Regions from separate parts of the Homo sapiens genome. Here region 1 is linked to region 2. Evidence: chromatin loops called from intact Hi-C (ENCODE). Cell type or tissue: endothelial cell of umbilical vein. All regions are shown on one strand. Each heading gives the region's core, and the rest is flanking DNA. Links, peaks and the distances in the headings are about the cores only. Region 1 overlaps STXBP4 (syntaxin binding protein 4). Region 2 overlaps STXBP4 (syntaxin binding protein 4).

The links. A loop is a pair of places that touch in the nucleus more often than their neighbours do. Peaks named below come from ENCODE experiments on the same cell type or tissue, not always from the same donor. Only the 100,000 strongest peaks of a DNase experiment are listed, where the experiment ranks them.
Region 1: a loop joins it to region 2, with 6 times the contacts of the local background. A loop is called at or near these places in 3 of 110 quality-filtered maps.

Annotation. Positions count from the first base shown.
Region 1 is chr17:55,082,213-55,091,531 of GRCh38, forward strand. All of the region lies in intron 16 of STXBP4 (syntaxin binding protein 4), which reads left to right. It overlaps LOC107985002 (a long non-coding RNA gene), which reads left to right. Exons shown (of 2, transcript XR_001752943.2): 1 at 1-9,319. Among named protein-coding and RNA genes, the nearest start is that of STXBP4, 120 kb to the left of the region's middle. RefSeq lists an enhancer at 7,932-8,031. In endothelial cell of umbilical vein, for the core only: no CTCF peak of the experiment used is centred there; a DNase peak (open chromatin) is centred at 4,569.
Region 2 is chr17:55,153,183-55,162,501 of GRCh38, forward strand. It overlaps STXBP4 (syntaxin binding protein 4), which reads left to right. Exons shown (of 18, transcript NM_178509.6): 18 at 6,615-9,319. The coding sequence ends at 6,729. Among named protein-coding and RNA genes, the nearest start is that of HLF, 110 kb to the right of the region's middle. In endothelial cell of umbilical vein, for the core only: no CTCF peak of the experiment used is centred there; no DNase peak of the experiment used is centred there.

The DNA.
Region 1 (9,319 bases), core at 790-8,789, 71 kb before region 2:
TCACCACAAATGTGGCAACCATGAATGTAGACTGATACAGGAACATTGTGTTGTCATTTTAAATAGCATGAGCAGATTGTCATCAGTAATGTCCAAATGATTGTCCAAAATGGTGACCAATGGTAAAGTTCTGAAGAGAAGAAAGTAAAATCTTCCATTAATTTATATAGTAGGTACAAGCCTGGGAAATTTAATGTATATTAAAACTATGCAAAAATATTTGGAGTTTATCTAAAAATGGAATTTTGTTCCAGATTTTAGTAATTACAAACAGATTTTTTACCACCATAAATATCTAGTAGGACATTTAAACATTATACAGGACACAGAACAATTCTTTGTTGCACAGGACCGTTCAGTGTATCCAATAATGATAGGATGTTTAGCATTCCTAGTACCCTTTCACTAAATGCCAAAAATATCCCCAAACACTGTGACAATAGATAATGCCTCACAAATTTCCAAAAATGCCCCCTAGGTGCAATACCATTCTTAGTGGGAACCTCTATTGTTGATCCTTATTTAAAATATGAACCAACAACCAAGAATCACCTAATAATGGTCCAGGGGGAGAAGAACTGCATAACAGGGAGATTCTGAAGAGAGAGAAAAAAAGTCTTTAATTAAATAAAGATAATGTAATATTCTGAAGATAGCTATATTATATTCTTGAAATAAAATGAAGTTATTATCCTTAAAGAGAATCAATGACACATTGCATTCATAACACAAGAAGTAGTTGCATGCAAGAAAGCATTTTTTTTTTTAAGACATGGTCTTGCTTTATTACCCAGGCTGGAGTGCAGTGGCTCGATCTCAGCTCATTGCAACCTCCTCCTCCCCGATCCCCCATCACTCCCACCCCTAGGTTCAGGTGTCTCAGCCTCTCAGGTAGCTGAGACCACAGGTGTACATCACCATGCCTGGCATTTTTTTATTTTTAGTAGAGACAGGGTCTCTCCATGTTGCCCAGGCCTGGTCTTGAACTCCTGGACTGAAGCAATCCACCCACCTCAGCCTCACAAAGTGTTGGGATTAAAGCCATGAGCCACCACACCCGGCCAGAAAAGAGCTTTTAAAAAGTATTTTACATCTCCTTTTTCACTAAATGAAGATATTACTCAAAAAAGTTGTTTGATTATTAAATAATATAATTTATTTGAAGCACCTACCTATCACATTCCTAGCACAAAAAACATACTCGGGAATAAGTTTTGAATTGTGGTTGAACTATGTACATAGCACTTTTTTAAAAATAAGCTGTTCCATTTACCATTGCTGCAGAACAAATCAACCCAAAAGTTAATGGCTTAAACCAACAATTTAGTATTGTCTCTCATGGTCCTTTTGGTTAATTGCGCTCAGCTAGGCAGCTCATGTTAGAGCACTCTCACGTGGTTGCAGTCAGATGTCTGTTGGGGATGCAATATCTGATGACTCTACTGGGCTGGACATCTAAGATGGGAGCTCATCTGTGGCTATCAACTGGAACACCTACCTATATTTGGCCTCCCTAGCATGGTGACCTCAAGGTAGTTGAATTTCTTATGTGGTGGCTCAAGGCTCCAGCATAGGTGTTTCAGTGAACAAGACAAAAGCTGTATCACCTTTTATGACCCAGCCTCAGAAGTCACACAGCCTCGCTTTCACCATATTCTATTCATCAATGCAAATTTGAGGGGATGGGACTTAGACTCCACCCGTGTATGGGAAAGTGACAAGGTCTCTTTATAGAAGAGCATATAGTCAGAAGTTATTATTGTGGCCATCTTTGGAGAATAATATGTGATACATTACTGGGTCAAATGGTATTTCTAGTTCTAGATCCCTGAGGAATCGCCACACTGACTTCCACAATGGTTGAACTAGTTTACAGTCCCACCAACAGTGTAAAAGTGTTCCTATTTCTCCACATCCTCTCCAGCACCTGTTGTTTCCTGACTTTTTAATGATTGCCATTCTAACTGGTGTGAGATGGTATCTCATTGTGGTTTTGCTTTGCATTTCTCTGATGGCCAGTGATGGTGAGCATTTTTTCATGTGTTTTTTGGCTGCATAAATGTCTTCTTTAGAGAAGTGTCTGTTCATGTCCTTTGCCCACTTTTTGATGGGGTTGTTTGCTTTTTTCTTGTAAATTTGTTTGAATTCATTGTAGATTCTGGATATTAGCCCTTTGTCAGATGAGTAGGTTGCGAAAATTTTCTCCCATTTTGTAGGTTGCCTGTTCTTTCTGATGGTAGTTTCTTTTGCTGTGCAGAAGCTCTTTAGTTTAATTAGATCCCATTTGTCAATTTTGGCTTTTGTTGCCATTGCTTTTGGTGTTTTAGACATGAAGTCCTTGCCCATGCCTATGTCCTGAATGGTAATGCCTAGGTTTTCTTCTAGGGTTTTTATGGTTTTAGGTCTAACGTTTAAGTCTTTAATCCATCTTGAATTGATTTTTGTATAAGGTGTAAGGAAGGGATCCAGTTTCAGCTTTCTACATATGGCTAGCCAGTTTTCCCAGCACCATTTATTAAATAGAGAATCCTTTCCCCATTTCTTGTTTTTGTCAGGTTTGTCAAAGATCAGATAGTTGTAGATATGCGGCGTTATTTCTGAGGGCTCTGTTCTGTTCCATTGATCTATATCTCTGTTTTGGTACCAGTATATAACCAAAGGACTATAAATCATGCTGCTATAAAGACACATGCACATGTATGTTTATTGCGGCATTATTCACAATAGCAAAGACTTGGAACCAACCCAAATGTCCAACAATGATAGACTGGATTAAGAAAATGTGGCACATACACACCATGGAATACTATGCAGCCATAAAAATGATGAGTTCGTGTCCTTTGTAGGGACATGGATGAAATTGGAAATCATCATTCTCAGTAAACTATCACAAGAACAAAAAACCAAACACCGCATATTCTCACTCATAGGTGGGAATTGAACAATGAGAACACATGGACACAGGAAGGGGAACATCACACTCTGGGGACTGTTGTGGGGTGGGTGGAGGGGGGAGGGATGGCAGTGGGAGATATACCTAATGCTAGATGACGAGTTAGTGGGTGCAGCGCACCAGCAAGGCACATGTATACATATGTAACTAACCTGCATATTGTGCACATGTACCCTAAAACTTAAAGTATAATAAAAAAAAAGTGATACATTAGTATAAGTTAAATACAAGTTAATTTAGTTGGGATGGCTCAATAATCATTATTACAAGTACCCATTAATATATGGCATATTAGTAGATTAGTGTGTTAGATTTTGGTTGTTTTTCTGTCTCTTCCCTAATGTCACCCTACCTGCTAGTTGTCTTTCTGCTTGCTTCTAACATTCCACCATCCCTCTAGTTTGCCACTTTTAATCTTCCCTATGCTGGGGAATAGATGAAAAAAGAATGAGAAAGAGAGAAAGAAAGATGTAAAGTTCCATGTTAATTAACTATCAAAATGATGTTTTCAGTACAGTTCTGGGTAATAGATGGCTTGGCTTGGTATGGGGTAACATTCAAAGACCCTCTGGGGTAAGTTCTGATTTCACAACTGTGTTATGGAGGATTGGAAACTATGCCACTCATAGTGTCTACTCAGTTTTCCCAATAAATATATACTTAAAAATTTGTATAACCTAATACATTTGTAAAAATCAAATTATATATCAAAAACTCCTAAGAGCTAATTATGTGAAGAAATTCTGTGGGTTTTAGGAGGAATGAAAATAATCACTCGTAATGTGTTATGTGTAAGTTCAGAATTTTATATATCAGACATTTTTATGTTGGGGTGGCAACAGTGGAGGGAAACACCTGCACAGACATAGCCCAGTGAACACTGCCATCATTAATTTTCATTATCTTGCTAACATTAACTTCAGTATCTGTCAAACATGATTATTCAAAGAATATATTCGAAATTCTGCAGAACTTATTTGGAAGAAAAGTAAAAAATTTCATCAGCACTTTTTTTTCCCCAATGATACTCAGTAATTTCCAGGCTGGTTATAAATTAATTATGCAATCAGGTTTTTTATATTTTATTTAAATTTTATTTTCAATTGACAAGTAATAATTGTATGTATGCATGGGGTACATAGTGATATTTTGATACACATAATATACAATAGTCAGATAAGAGTAACTAGCATATCTATCATCTCAAACATTGATCATTTCCTTTGGTTGGGAACATTCAATATCCTCCTTCTAGCTATTTCAAACTATATAGTACATTATTGTTAACTATACTCATCCTGCACTAGTATAGAACACTAGAACTTATTCCTTCTATCTAGCTGTAATTTTTTATCCTTTAACAAATCTCTCCCTATCCCCCTGTTCTCCGTGTCCTTCCAGTCTCTAGTACCCTCTGTTCTACTTTTTACTTCCGTGAGATCAACTTTTTTATTCGTATATGGAGACACGCACACATACCACATTTTCCTTATCCATTCGTCTGTTGTTGCACACTAAGGTTGATTCCATATCTTGGCTATTGTGAATAGTGCTGCAATACACATGGCAGGATGTCTCTTCAATATGCTGACTTTCTTTTCTTTGGATAAATGCCCAGTAGTAGGATTGCTGACTCATATTGTAGTTCTATTTTTGTTTTTTGAGGAACCTTTATACTGATCTCCATAGTGGCTTTACTAGTTTACATTCCCACCAGTGGTGTACAAGGGTTCCCTTTTCTCTGCATCTTCTCCAGCATTTACTTTCTGTGTTTTTGATAATAGTCATCTTAACTAGGGTGAGATGGTAACTCATTGTGGATTTGATTTGCATTTCCCTGACGATTAGTGATGTTGAGCATTTTTCATCTATTTGCTGGCCATTTGTATGTCTTCTTTTGGGAAATGTCTGTTCAGATCATTTGCTCACTTTTTAAATCAGATTGATTGGTTTTTTGCTGTTGGTTTTCTGCTAGTAGTTTGAGTTCCTTGTGTATTCTGAATATTAATTCCCTGTCAGAAGAGTAGTTTGCAAATATTGTCTCCAATTCTATAGGTTGTCTTTTCACTCTTGATTGTTACCTTTGCTGTGCAGAAGGTCTTTAGTTTGATATAATCTCATTTGTTTATTTTGCTTTTGTTGCCTGTGCTTTTGAGGTCTCATTCATAAAATCTTTTCCCAGACCATTGTCTTGAAGTGTTTCCCCTATTTTTTTCTCCTAGTAGTTTTATATTCAGATCTTACATTTAGGTCTTTGCTTCATTTTGAGTTGATTTTTGTATAGGGTCATTCATCTGCATATGGATATCCAGTTTTTCCAGTACCGTTTGTTGAAGAGACTATCCTTTCCCAATGCTTTTGGCACCTTTGTCAAAAATCAGTTGGCTGTAAATATGTGGATTAATTTCTGGGTTGTCTATTCTGTTTCATTGGTCTGTGTGATTTTAGGCCGGTCCCATGCTGTTTTGGTTACTGCAGCTTTGTAGTATATTTTGAAGTCTGGTAGTGTGATGTTTCCAGCTTTGTTGTTTTTGCTCAGGTTTGCTTTGGCTCTTCAGGGTCTCTTGTGGTTCCATTAAAATTTTAGAATTTTTTTCTGTTTCCGTGAAGAATGTCATTGGTATTTTGATGGGTATTATATTGAATGTGTAGATTGCTTTGGGTAGTATTGTTATTTTAACAGTACTATTAATAATTATTCTGATCTGTGAGCATGGGATATCCTTCCATTTGTTTATAGCCTCTTCAGTTTCTTCCATGAGCATTTTGTAGTTTTCCCATGAGCATTTTATAGTTTTCCTTATAGAGGTATTACCTCTTGCAAGGGTTATGCTTTGATGTTTAAAACTAGCAAATCTATGTTGTCCTTTTATTTAGAAATATAATTGCTAATGTTGGCACATTTTGCCAGTACTTTTTATAAATTTGTATGACATAGCTTTTCAAGTTTAATAATTCAGATTAAATTCAGCTGATTTTCTTTCTCTTTAAGCAGCAGCTTTTTCTGCATGGAAAACAAAATTACTACCATGAGGTAGATAATTCAGCCACAACCCCTCCCTCATTTTCTTTCTTTGCCTTGGCTATCTGGTTATTTCAAGTTACAATTTGAAATTTTTACTTGGGTAATTGCCTCTACTTTCTTCTTAATATAAGTGTTCTCTAGGATGTTATACTATGGGATTTTCTCAGAAAGCTGAAGGATAAGATTTATTGGCTCTTACAGCTTAAAACCAGGCTCTAAGGAATATCTAGAAGACAATTCTGTTGCCCGGGCTGGAGTACAATGATGTGATCCTGGCTCACCACAAACTCCGCCTCCCAGGTTCAAGCAATTCTCCTTGCCTCAGCCTCCTGAGTAGCTGGGATTACAGGTGCCTGCCACCACACCTGGCTAATTTTTGTATTTTTAGTAGAGACAGGTTTTCACCATGTTGGTCAGGCTGGTCTCAAACTCCTGACCTCAGGTAATCCACCTGCCTCAGCCTCCCAAAGTGCTGGGATTACAGGCGTGAGCCACCGTGCCAGGCCTAGAAGACAATTCTAAAGCTTTCCTGGATTGTGGACTCCATTGAAATCTGATGAAAATCTTCTTCCCAGAAATGTGAGATTATACACATTTTGGATCCATTTTCAGAGTATTTATGAACCCCGACCTAGGACTCTCCCATGTATAAGGAACATGAATGCTTTCCACATCATTGCATACATGGCCATCCCAGCCTCACCAGAATACCTCTAACAGTAGAGAAGTGTGTAAATCATAGAGGCAGCCTGGAAGGAAGCAGCAGTTTGAATACATGTAAACAATGCTCCACAGAATCTCTGATGTTCCTTAGAGATGCTCCACAGAGCACCCCAATTGTTCATCCAATTTCATTGGCCAAATTGCTTAATTTCTAGGTCTGTTTTTGCATATAAAAAGTGGATCTCATAATATCAAAGTGGCAGGATTGAAAGATTAAATGTAGTACATATGAAATTCCCAAAAGAGCCTCTGGTAGGGTAAGATGTTCCCTGTATGGATGTTGTTGTTGTTGTTGCTGCTGCTGCCACTGCCATGACTACTGCTGGTGCCACATTATTGTTATTTAAAGTAATTAATTTAATTTTACTTTCTCGCTGTGGTAGGTATTAAATTATTATTGTCTAAAGCTTCTTTCAACTTGGATACATTTGAAAATATGGTAGATGAGAGCTTTTCATAATATGTATCATTTAATGTTATTATTGATGTTGTGTTAGAATGTAATTGTCACCGGAAACTGTGGCTAAATGTCTTAATCAGCATCTTATCTTTCAGTTGTTTATTGCTAACTGTGAGGAAACTTTTGTCTGTTCTGTCATTATTCACAGTGAAAACAGTCTGAAAACAGAATAGGCATTTTTAATCAGTATTGGAACCCCTGGAGATGCTTCTATTGATCTCCTTATATTTACATGTTCTATATCATTATAATGCCTTTGTGTAGTTTCTATTTGAAATAAAATAGTTTTGAACTACATGTTCAGAACTGCAATTTCTGTTTAACTGACATATAGATTGACAAAATGATTATGTAACAAAAGCATAAAGAGGCAGTTCTATCTTTAGAAATGCATAATAAGAAAAAATCTGGCCAGGTAACCCATATGAGGTCTTTAATAAAAAGAGAATATATTGACTTCTTGTTAAATTGACAGCATAAGCACAGGCCTTTAACTACCTTCCTTCAGGCCTCATGGAAATGATAACTAGAATACAAAATAGGGCAAAAATCTTCAAAAGCACTAGCTGTTACAGGTGAATCCTAAAATCTTTTTAATATAGGAGAGATAGGACCACATGGATGGAAAGCAGGAAGGGCCAACCTGTTACTCCCACTGCTAAACAACAGTAACGATTGTGGGAATAACTGACTGGCAGGAACCCTGGCAGGAGGACACTCTTAATATGTTCTGATTTGAAGGAGTAATGAATAAAGTCAAAGACAGGCTGGGGGTAGGGGGCAGACGATCTCTTTTCACTCTTTTTTATCTTAGTGAGTCAGTGGCATTTGTTGAAATCCTCAGGTTCACACAGATTATTTGTCAAGCAGAAGGACAACTGGGGCTTGATCCTTTAGAAAGTGGAGACACACTTTAGATCTGACAGACACTGGGGCATACAGGAAGCTTTAAATGTAAGAGGAGTTGGCACGACAGCTTCAGCACCAAAAGCCACATCACTCTGCGCAGCCACCTCTTGTTCTAAGTCACTTTTCACCCCACTCAGACTGCTGAGTCATCCTTAAACTCACAATGCAAAGGTACATTTCACCCAGAGGTTTGAGAGGGTAATTCCAACAACAATTTGGTCAAATTTTAGGGCAATCAAAGGGTCTACACATTCTTTAAAAGGTCAAAAACCAGTTCTGAGTAGAGAGCTCTCTAAATTCAAGCTTTTATGAATAAAAATGTATAACATATATAATGTGTATATATACACACACATCTCATTCAGGCTATTCTAGCTCTTATAAACAAATGCATACATATACATATAAATATATGATTGTGAAAAGGTCCACAAATAAAGCCAGGAAATACAGCTCTCAAGATTCATAGTGGACTTCAGGATCAAGATAGAAGAGGGATCTCATGCTAAAACCTTCCCATTCTGCTCTTACACATAGAAATGACATTTTAAATTGTGTGTGTGTGTGTGTGTCTGTGTGTGTGTGTGTGTGTGTGTGTGTGTGTGTGTGTGTTTAGATAAAAAACAAGAAAGGAATATCACCCTGCATCAGAAACAATATGAAACTATCATGATAAGTAGGATTTTAAGCTTCAGAGATTTCACAGAATTGAGATCAGCAATTGGAGCTAAGGTTTCTACACCCAAGAGGCCCTAAATGATGCCTAAGCAAAGGAAGCAAGGAGCGGGAATCCTTCTGTAGAGAATATACTTTATTTTCTTAAATTGCTCATGTATTAGGCATTTTAAAAAATCCCTCCAGTTTATGAGCCATCTGGGCCTGCCACTAATTAAAGTTGAAAGTAAACATTTCATCCACTACAGGTGGGGAATATAAATTGGCATGACATCCTTGGGAATCCGTTTTGCAGTATATATCAAGAGCTTTTTAAATATCCATTTGGAAGGTTTTTTTGAAAGTTAAAATGTTTTTAATGGTCATATATTCTCACTCAATAATCCCACCTGTTACTATTTTTTTTGCAAAAAAGATGTGTATAAGTATATACATGTATTTTTATTACTGCATTTCTTATACAGATTGAACATCCCAAATCTGAAATCCCAAATTTGAAATGCCCCAAAATCCAAAACTTTTGAGTGCAGATATGGCCCCAGAAGTGGAAAATTTCACACCTGACCTCATGTGA
Region 2 (9,319 bases), core at 550-8,549:
AAAGACAGTTAATTCCATTTAGTCACAAGTCTAAGTTGGCACTATTAGAAACAATCAGTATTTAAAAGTTCATGAGAAAACTGTAGAGGTTGATGGCATGTTTTTATCCCATAATTTTCACCATAATTGAAGGCTTTTCTTTGTAACACTCACTGTCAAGTGGCTTTAGCATTTATACATGACGGAATCAATAATACTGACAAAATACTTCAAGACATTAGAGATGGTCTCATAAGGAGCCTCTCAAAGTCCCTTCCAACTTTGTGATTTTTACAAATCATTCTGTAGTATAATATATATGCTTATATTTAAAATTTGTAGTGTAGTCATTTTAACTCTGATAGATAAACATAACATTAGAATCATATAAATTAGTTGAAAAATATGTTTTAAATTTTAGTTTTTTAAGGTTTTAAATTTGTTAATTAAGAAGAATGTTTAGTCAGATGTTTATTAAACTTCTTTTGTTGATTAAATTAAGTGAACACCTGTATGGCTTGTAATACAATTCTATTTTAATAAGAACACTAAAAATTAAAGTAGCTTCTACATTTTATGCACTTCTACTCGCAGGGGGAATTTAACGTGGAAACGTTGACAGTGGTCTTATGAACTTGTTTCCAGTTAAATTTAGTATTCGTTAATCTGTATTCTGACAGTCTTGATTATTGATATTTAAAGTAGCATAAAAATATATAGCTATTACTTATTTTCTGTATTTTAGAAAGATAGGCTTTTAGTTTATAGAAGTTGTTCATATATTTATTGAGAAAGTAGTAGTCATGGCTTCCTCTTGAAATATTCTCGTCTTGCTTGACAGTGATCTAGAGTGACGCTATCTGAAATAACAAATCATCTGCTTTCAGTGACTTCATGCTCACAAATCAATGCAGGGATTCCTGGTTGATGGGTGTAGCTTTTCTTCAGGTAGTGATGTTGAGACCCAGGCTCCTCCCATCTCATGTCTCTGCCCTCCCTAATGGCCTCAGAGTCCTCTACATTCGGTTGGCGGATAATGAGTGAGAGTAGAGAAGGCACTCCAGCTTCTTAAAAACCCTGACCCACAAAAGATAAACATCAATTCTGTTACCTTCTATTGACAGGAACTAATCACATGCTCACATAAAGATATGAGGAGAGCTGGGAAATGTAGTCTCTGCCTAGGCAGCTGCCACCTGGCAGCAACTCTATGGTATGGAATGGAGAACATAAATTTTTGGTGGACACTGCCAACAGGTATATGAAAAAGTACAAATATACCAACTATACAATCCTATATAATTGTTTATTAGTATCTGATAATTCAGTGTATAGGTATCAGTGTCAGTAGGACATGTTCTTTGTTTTTTTCTGTTTTGTTTGTCCTATTATGATGAAAAACAGCATCAATTTTTAAGAGTTACCCAGGGCTGTACTCTGTCACTACAGAGTTGTTTCCTTCTTTGAAAAATTAATTATATTGGCTTTGTACCTGACATGTTTTAGCTCTATATAGCAATCCAGCCTGTGGATATTATTTGAAAAAATGTAATTAATATTTTCCATACTTGTTCCTCAGGAATTTTCTTTTCAGTGTTTATCTTTTAGAAGTCTAGTGACAACAATTTTTTTATACATAAGTAATATATTACAATAGCTTTAGATTCTTATAATATGATTTGATAGCTCAGACCTAAATATTTTTAATTAATTGGAATTTAAGATTTTAAAAGATAAATGATTTTTAACAGAAATTACCATAAATATATAATAAAAATAAAATTTGTCCTCTAGACTGTAAAGATTTGGATGAGATCCTGCTAATATTTGATCAGAGCCTCACTGGATTTCCAAATGCCTAATTACAAAATGCTCAAAGTGTTCTGTGATATTTACAAAGTTCACTAATGAGAAATATTTATTTTGATTTTAGCGGCATATTTCCAAAATTATGTAAGAGGATACTCCTTATATACCAGTGGGAACAAAATGCCTGCAATTTTCTCTTAAACATATTTTAGAATAGATACTTCCTATTACTAATCTGTAATTATTCTCATAACCAGTGTTTATATAAGATTATATGCTGCTTTATCATGGTTTGGTTACTTTTTAATAATCTCATTGACAAGGTTCACCTTGTGTTCCTACCTTCTCATTTGTTTTCAATTGGGATTAGTTTTTAAGTATAAATCTTTTATTGTCATTACTACTTGCAGTTTATGCCCAGTTGTAAAATTTTCCAGTGATTCAAAGTTACTGGTGCCTGAAACAAATTATATTAACATATAGTTACTTATTTGTCTTTGTTTTCTGTTTTATATAAATACTATATGCATACAATTATCACCCCCCCCCCAATAAAATGACACTGGAAGTTAATTACTTTTGGCTCTTTATTCCACAGCTTTATCTTAAACATGATAAAATAGTATATGCAAATTCACAATGATGTATAAATAGTGCCATCTATGATGGAAGATTAACAAAAGAATGTCTTTCATCATCACAGACGGTTATAAGAATGAATTTCTACAGAACAAGTGCCCTTTTTGTCATTAAATCCTTTTTGTTTAACAGGTTGTCCTAATTTTTATTTTGAAAGAAAACATTTTGCTCCTTTAGCTAGGAGGTAAGAAACATAAGGAGGGTAATTATAATGGGATTTAAATAATTCACTTACATTTCTATGCCAATAATATAAAGCATGTTCTCTTAGGTTTTTTAATAAGCTCTAAAATGTGTCTTTCAGTTTACTAATATTATTTTTTAAAACACACAATACTGTTATCTTCCCAAATCGAATATTATTGTTTTCCAACAACAGATTTGGCAACCATTCAGAGGCAAATAGTATTATGCTTTTGAGATTTTCAAATATATCTGAAGTGCTGTTGACTGCTCTCCAAATCAGGTCAGATGCACTGTCTCTTTAGGAGAATTTGCCAGAGGTACTGTTTGTTCAAATGGAAAATTTTCATGTTCCATAGTAAGCTTCATTTATTTTCCAAACCTCTAAATTTTTTATACTAAATTTTTTATAGCAACATCTCCCTTTATGAACCATGGGGTCTTTATTAATTAAACAATCAACAGGGCTGATTTATTCTCTTATCAGCTGAATTACCAAGCACACAAATCACAGAGGAAATGTTTTTAATACTAGAATGTTCTCCAAGCCAGTAAATCTGGGATTATCTCATCATACCGATTATGTCAAAGCTCTTTAGCCACAGTGCTCACTAGGACATAAAATTGAATGGTATACACACAAATGGCCCCCTTCCAGCATCATAGGAAGAATTCCAAATTTTTCTTACAATAATCAGAAATCCCTAATTATCAATAAAACTAGCTATGATTATTTATTGAATGTCTCCTCTCTGCCAGGCACTTCACATGCATTACCTGAGTTTCAGAAGCACTGTGTCCCATTGGTTCTGGACGTTTTAAACAAAGACCCAGGTCTGAAATGTGTGCTTGAAGCACAGAACACGTCTCTCTGTTGCTTTAGTTTTATTTCTTCTAGTGAGTAGCTGTTGTAATTGCATATTTGATGCTTAGGTGTGTGCGTGTGTGTTTTTAGGCATATACAAAAAATCATATTGTGAATATAAGATTAATCAAGTTATAAGGTTAATCAAATTTTATATTACTTTTGTATTTGGAGTAAGATCAGATGTGATTTGTTGATTAAAAAGTGCTTAATGAAGGTTACTGGCAAAGATGACCATCTGGTAGAACTTTCTGATATTCACCGTTCAGAGTCTATAACTACGTTTTTTTCTTAGACATTTTCCTTTTGATTATTTTAAATTAGCAATTTAATGGAATGTTCATATATGGACAGTTGTAATATGTCAAGCATGAGAATACTATTTATAAAAAGTCACATAGCAAAGCATACTACCTGAACTTACCCTCAGGTAATTGCTCCTGTTTTTCTTCCTTCCCATCTCCTCCAATTATGGAACTTCAAAGGAGAGGGAGGAATTTAAATGATTTAAATTATGGTTTCTTCTTTGGACTAATATGTGCTGATAAACATTAAAGTATTAAAATATATACCAATATTTTAAAATAAGCAAAGCTGTCTCATCAAGCTTTTCCATTTTAGTTTTAGACATGTACTTTGTACAGGGTGATGTGTCCTCATTTCACCTTGCAGTGGCATTCCAGCCCTCTCATGTTACACTCATTAGTATTTCTTTAAAACCACTTTCAAGTTAGGCAGCTCTCCAGCTTTATAAAGGCCTTGAAATGAAGTTAACCTGTGCCGAATCAAATACTTTAGTAAATTTAGCCTCCATAATAAGAAATTCCATTAAACCATTTTAAAGAGATATTAGTAATGTGGATTATCGTCAAGAGAATAATGATTCTTTGTACACTAAACCACACTCTGAGCTTTTGAAGCTGTGAAGATGCCTGGGCCTTGTCACTTTCACCTTGATTCTTAAAGAACTTGAACCCTTTTTATGCCATAATAAAACCGCTAGTAATCTTCTTCCATGAAAAGATACATTTTTAATATTTAAACAGAGGAGCTGAACAATTTGTGTAGGGGGAACATGAACAAAATGTATACTATAGGATTGAAAACAAACCAAACTAATAATAACAGTGGAACTTACCATTTGTACTACCTAACATTTTCAGTATTGTAATCAGTAGCCAATAAAGTGAATGCATTTTTGTGATAGTTCCCAAATTGTGTTCTATGGAACACTGGCCCTGTGTTTGTTAACGGAGATATGTTACTTTGAGTAATATTACATAGTCTTGGAGACTCATAGAGCACATTAGCATATTAAAATCTCTGGGAAATCTTATAGTAAAGAAACCTATTCAATTATGTCAAACTTATTTGACTGTAGAATTATATTCTTCACATAACATTGATTAATTGATTGATGATTGATTGAGACAGGGTCTTGTTCTGTCACCCAGGCTGGAATGTAGTGGATCATACCTCACTGCAGCCTCAAACTTCTGAGTTCAAGCAGTCCTCCCATATTAGCCTCCCAAGTCAGTAACTGGGATTACAGGCATGAGCCACTGTGCCAGGCTATTCTTCACATAACATTTATTTAAAACTCTCGGGAACATACTTTGGAAAATGTTACTTTATAATGTAGGAGGCACTTTCAGATCCACAATCTTAAGTAATCGTTGTAAGTACTGGCCTTCAGATGCACTTGATCTAAGACATGATGCTGCTTCTGAGGTTGAGTTTGGGGAGGACGAAGGCTAGGGAAACTGATCTAGGGTGGATAAAGGCAGTGGGGTAAACCAGGGCTAGAAAGAGTGTCCAAGGAGAAGAAACAAATCCTTGTCCTAATTCGTGCACTCCAGAGTTGGGAAGATGGTGGTGGATTTAGGAGATTCATCCAGCCAAAGGCTGGGAGTAGGACACTAAGTGTAAGAAATACCATCCACCAGGTTAAGAGCATGATTTCGTGATGTGTCACCATTTCCTAGACATACCCAATATCTTTTGTACTTCCTTTCTCATCTCTGCTTGTGTTATTTCCCTGAAACACTTTTCAGGATGCTGGTCATTTGTTCTGAGATCATGTTAGGCCCCACAAATTCAGAGATAAGAAATATAGTTCCTGCCATTAAGGAGCTTTATATGAAATAGGAAGGCCTAAAAATAAACAAGCATTTATAATTTGATTTAATAAGAGATAAGACCATGGGCACAGATTGGAGGATTCTTAAGGGATATTTGGTTTTTTAGAATTAATAAGAGTTAACTTCTCATGGGAAAGGATTATGGGAAAGAAGAAGATATTGTTGGTGGGGTGCAGTGGCACACGCCTGTAATCCCAACACTTTGGGAGGCCAAGGTGGGTGGATCACTTAAGCCCAAGAGTTCCAGACCAGCCTGGCCAACATGGTGAAACCCTATCTCTACTAATAATACAAAAATTAGCCAGATGTGGTGGTGCGCACCTTTAGCCCTAGCTACTTGGGAGGCTGAGGCACGAGAATTCCTTGAACCCCAGGGGACAGAGGTTACAGTGATCTGAGATTGTGCAGCTGCACTGCAGCCTAGGTGACAGAGCAGGACTCTGTCTCAAATACATAAATAAATAAATAAATAAATAAAAATTTTAAAAAGCAGGTATTGTTGAGGCAGCTAAAAAAACAAAGTATTTCATTGAATGTTTAGCAAGTGAGTAACAGCGTATGATTTGTCATTTAGAAAGTTCTTTGGCTGCAGTAGAGAATGAATTAGAAAAGAACTAGAGCAGAGGCAGGGAGGCAAACCATTTCAGTGACCCAGACTATTTCATTGAAAAAGGAGAGCAAGAAACAGATTCCAGAGATGTTACAGCAAGGCAGTCATTGGACTTGCTGACTTACTGAATGTCAGATACTGAAACGAAAGGAGTTAGAGATGCTGCATTCACCTGCATTCCTTTTTAACCAAAGAAGAAAGAAAGAAATGGTTTTCATTGAAGCTTAAAATGTGTCTAAGACTTATTAAAGCTATTGGATCTAGTTCTAACTGCTTCCTATCACAGGGACTTTACTAGGGTAGAAGCAATGTCACCAGGATCAGTACTTGCATGGATGAGTAGAAGGACAGTCTTTCAGATTCTAATTGCATTCTTGTTCTTCTCAAGTCATGTAACACAGACTACATCCTGGATCCATCCCGTGATGAGTGTCCTGAATCTATCTCGCTCAGAGGAGAATGAAGAGGATTGCTCTAGAGAACTCCCCAACCAGAAAAGTTGATGGTTTTCCTTAGGAAGTGGAGCTACATGGATGATGTGAGCAGAGACGCATAACATCCAATTCTGAGATGAAACAGTCTAAAATAGGAGTAAAGCATGCACTACTTGTTGAAGTGTGAAATGGAGACTCTGGACTTTGGGTATTTTTGTAAAACTTTTGATATTTCTGTATACATTTAAAAAATCAATTGCCACTACAGTAGTTCCTTAAGAATAATCTAGTTATATTTTTTGAAATCACATATAATTAGACTTTATAATATATATACTTTTTCATATATAATTAGATCTTTCTTTGTAATTTCATATGTAGTTCTTCATAGGGTCTCAGATACAATGGTTTTTATAATTGACATATTGAAAAAGTATATGAACATAATGAAACACCTCATTTATTTGATAATTCACTAATGTTTTATATTCATATATTAGGAAAGTGAACTTAGCAAGCTTTTTGGAATTTAAGGATCACATTTAGACATCTCATGGGCTGATGAATACAGCTGGTATCTTTGTGGAGCTTTCTAATTTACAAAATGCTTTGTAGACCCCATTGTCTTTAAACCATACAACATGCCCGTGAAGCTGATCTGGTGGGTATGTTTATTCTTGGTTTTCAGTAGGGAAATAGCAGTTCAGAGAGAGGAAGCTCTCTGTCCCAGCACCGAGACTCACTCCTAAGTCTTCTGATTCCATGAGCAGTCCCCCTTCCCCCATACCCTGCTGTCTCCACGGAGGGAGGTCACAGCCCATCACGCAGGACACTGTGATTGTGTTGATGCAGCTGGCTCCACAGCTGTGCATTCCACAGAGATTCAGAAGGCACCTCTTCGGTCAAACATGGCCCCTCTATAACCCCACTATTCTTCTCCTATAAACCCTTCCCCCTTCTCTGCACCCAAGCCTTCGCCAAGTAGGCGCACTCTTTGTGATATTGTTTCAGCAGACTTCTTTCAGCAGCTCGTGTTTTTCTAAAGTGAAAGGCATGGTTTGTCCTGCTTAGGTTGCCCTTCCCAGAGGGATGGTTTGAGGGGAGCTGATGAGAAGAGAGGTATCTGTTAAAACATTACTGCTCTACTCGAAACAAGATGGAAGCCTAAAGCCCAAGTCGAGCAGCTCCCAGCACTGCTGTGCAGACCTAGAGGTCCTTAGAACATAGTCTAAGAACCATTCATTGTAGCCATTTTATAGTTGAGTAAACTGAGATCTTAAGTCTCCTAGTCTACTGAATTTCATATGGTGTATAATACAGATTTATATGGTAAAGATATACATATACATTGTGCTCAACTATACATTCCTGAATCCATTTAGGATTTGTGATTTATGTCTTGAGTAATAATATAAAGTCAACTCCAGACTGATAGGTAGTCATTAGCCATGAGAAATGTTTCAGGATGGCTAGGGAAGACTTGTGTTTTGCCTGACAGCCATTTGAATGTTAGGAAGCTTCGGGGAGACAAGTTTTGAGAGAAGCCCCAGAGGGAGCTATTTCCTTGCACCCCCCAGAGGTGAATGAGGTATTCTATAAGTTAGTGTCTATAATTGTGAAAGTACAAACTTCTTGTTTTTGTCAAATTAATGGTATGAAATTTCTCTCCCCCTGCTTGAAGAGTTTTCTAATTCGTTTCTAGTGAGCAAAACAAAGAAGGTGCTTGAGTCACTGAAATCAAAGTACTCAGGCACACAGCCCACTGACAAGAGACACCTCATCCATTAACTGCTGTTTTGTACCACTTGCCGCCCTGTTTCTGTCAAATACCTAGTGAAAAAGGCCTAAACAATTGTAATGATATTATTTATTGGGCATTTTGTGCCATACATGGTGATGAGCAGTTTGCATATATTTATTTATGATCTTCTTAAAACCATTCCATGAAATAGGAACTGTAATTATCCCCAATTCTAAAAGAAAAAACTTAGTTTTAGAGAGTTAGTAATCTTTGCCTAAGGGTCACAAAGCACCTATGTGTAGAAGCTAGGGTTCAAGGCAGATCTGTGATTCCAGAAGCTGTTCTCTAAACCACTATGGAGAACTGCTTAGATTCATTGTCTATGGGTACATTTTATAAAAAGGCAGATTCTAGTTCAGTGTCATAAGGAACTTTCTAGTAATTAGAGCTGATAAGAAAAGAATTCCCCAGGAGAAAATGGAAACACTATCCCAGCAATCTGAATTCCTTACTTGGGGAATGTTGCTGAGGAGGTTCAGTGTGTGAATGGACTGAACCAGTTGGCCACTCTCTCAGATTCCCTCTTCATAAAGCTTCCGTGACTTCTAAACCATCAGGTCGGTGCCATAAGAGATGCTCAAAAAAGCATGGTCAGGGCTTAGCAAGAATCCTTTTCCAGTGCAAATACGACCCTCATATTATGTTTTGGCGAGTAGCCAGTCTTTCTTTAACATCAATCAACCGTAGCAATGTGGTCATCACGAAGTCTTCATTGACTCACTGGCTTGGATTTTAGGGTTAGAAAATCTGAATGTTCTTATGTCCTTCCGTCTCACTTTACTAGAGTGCCCAAGTTGACTCATCCTTACTCACTCATTCCCTCAAAATATTTATTGAGCACCAACAATGTCACAAGCA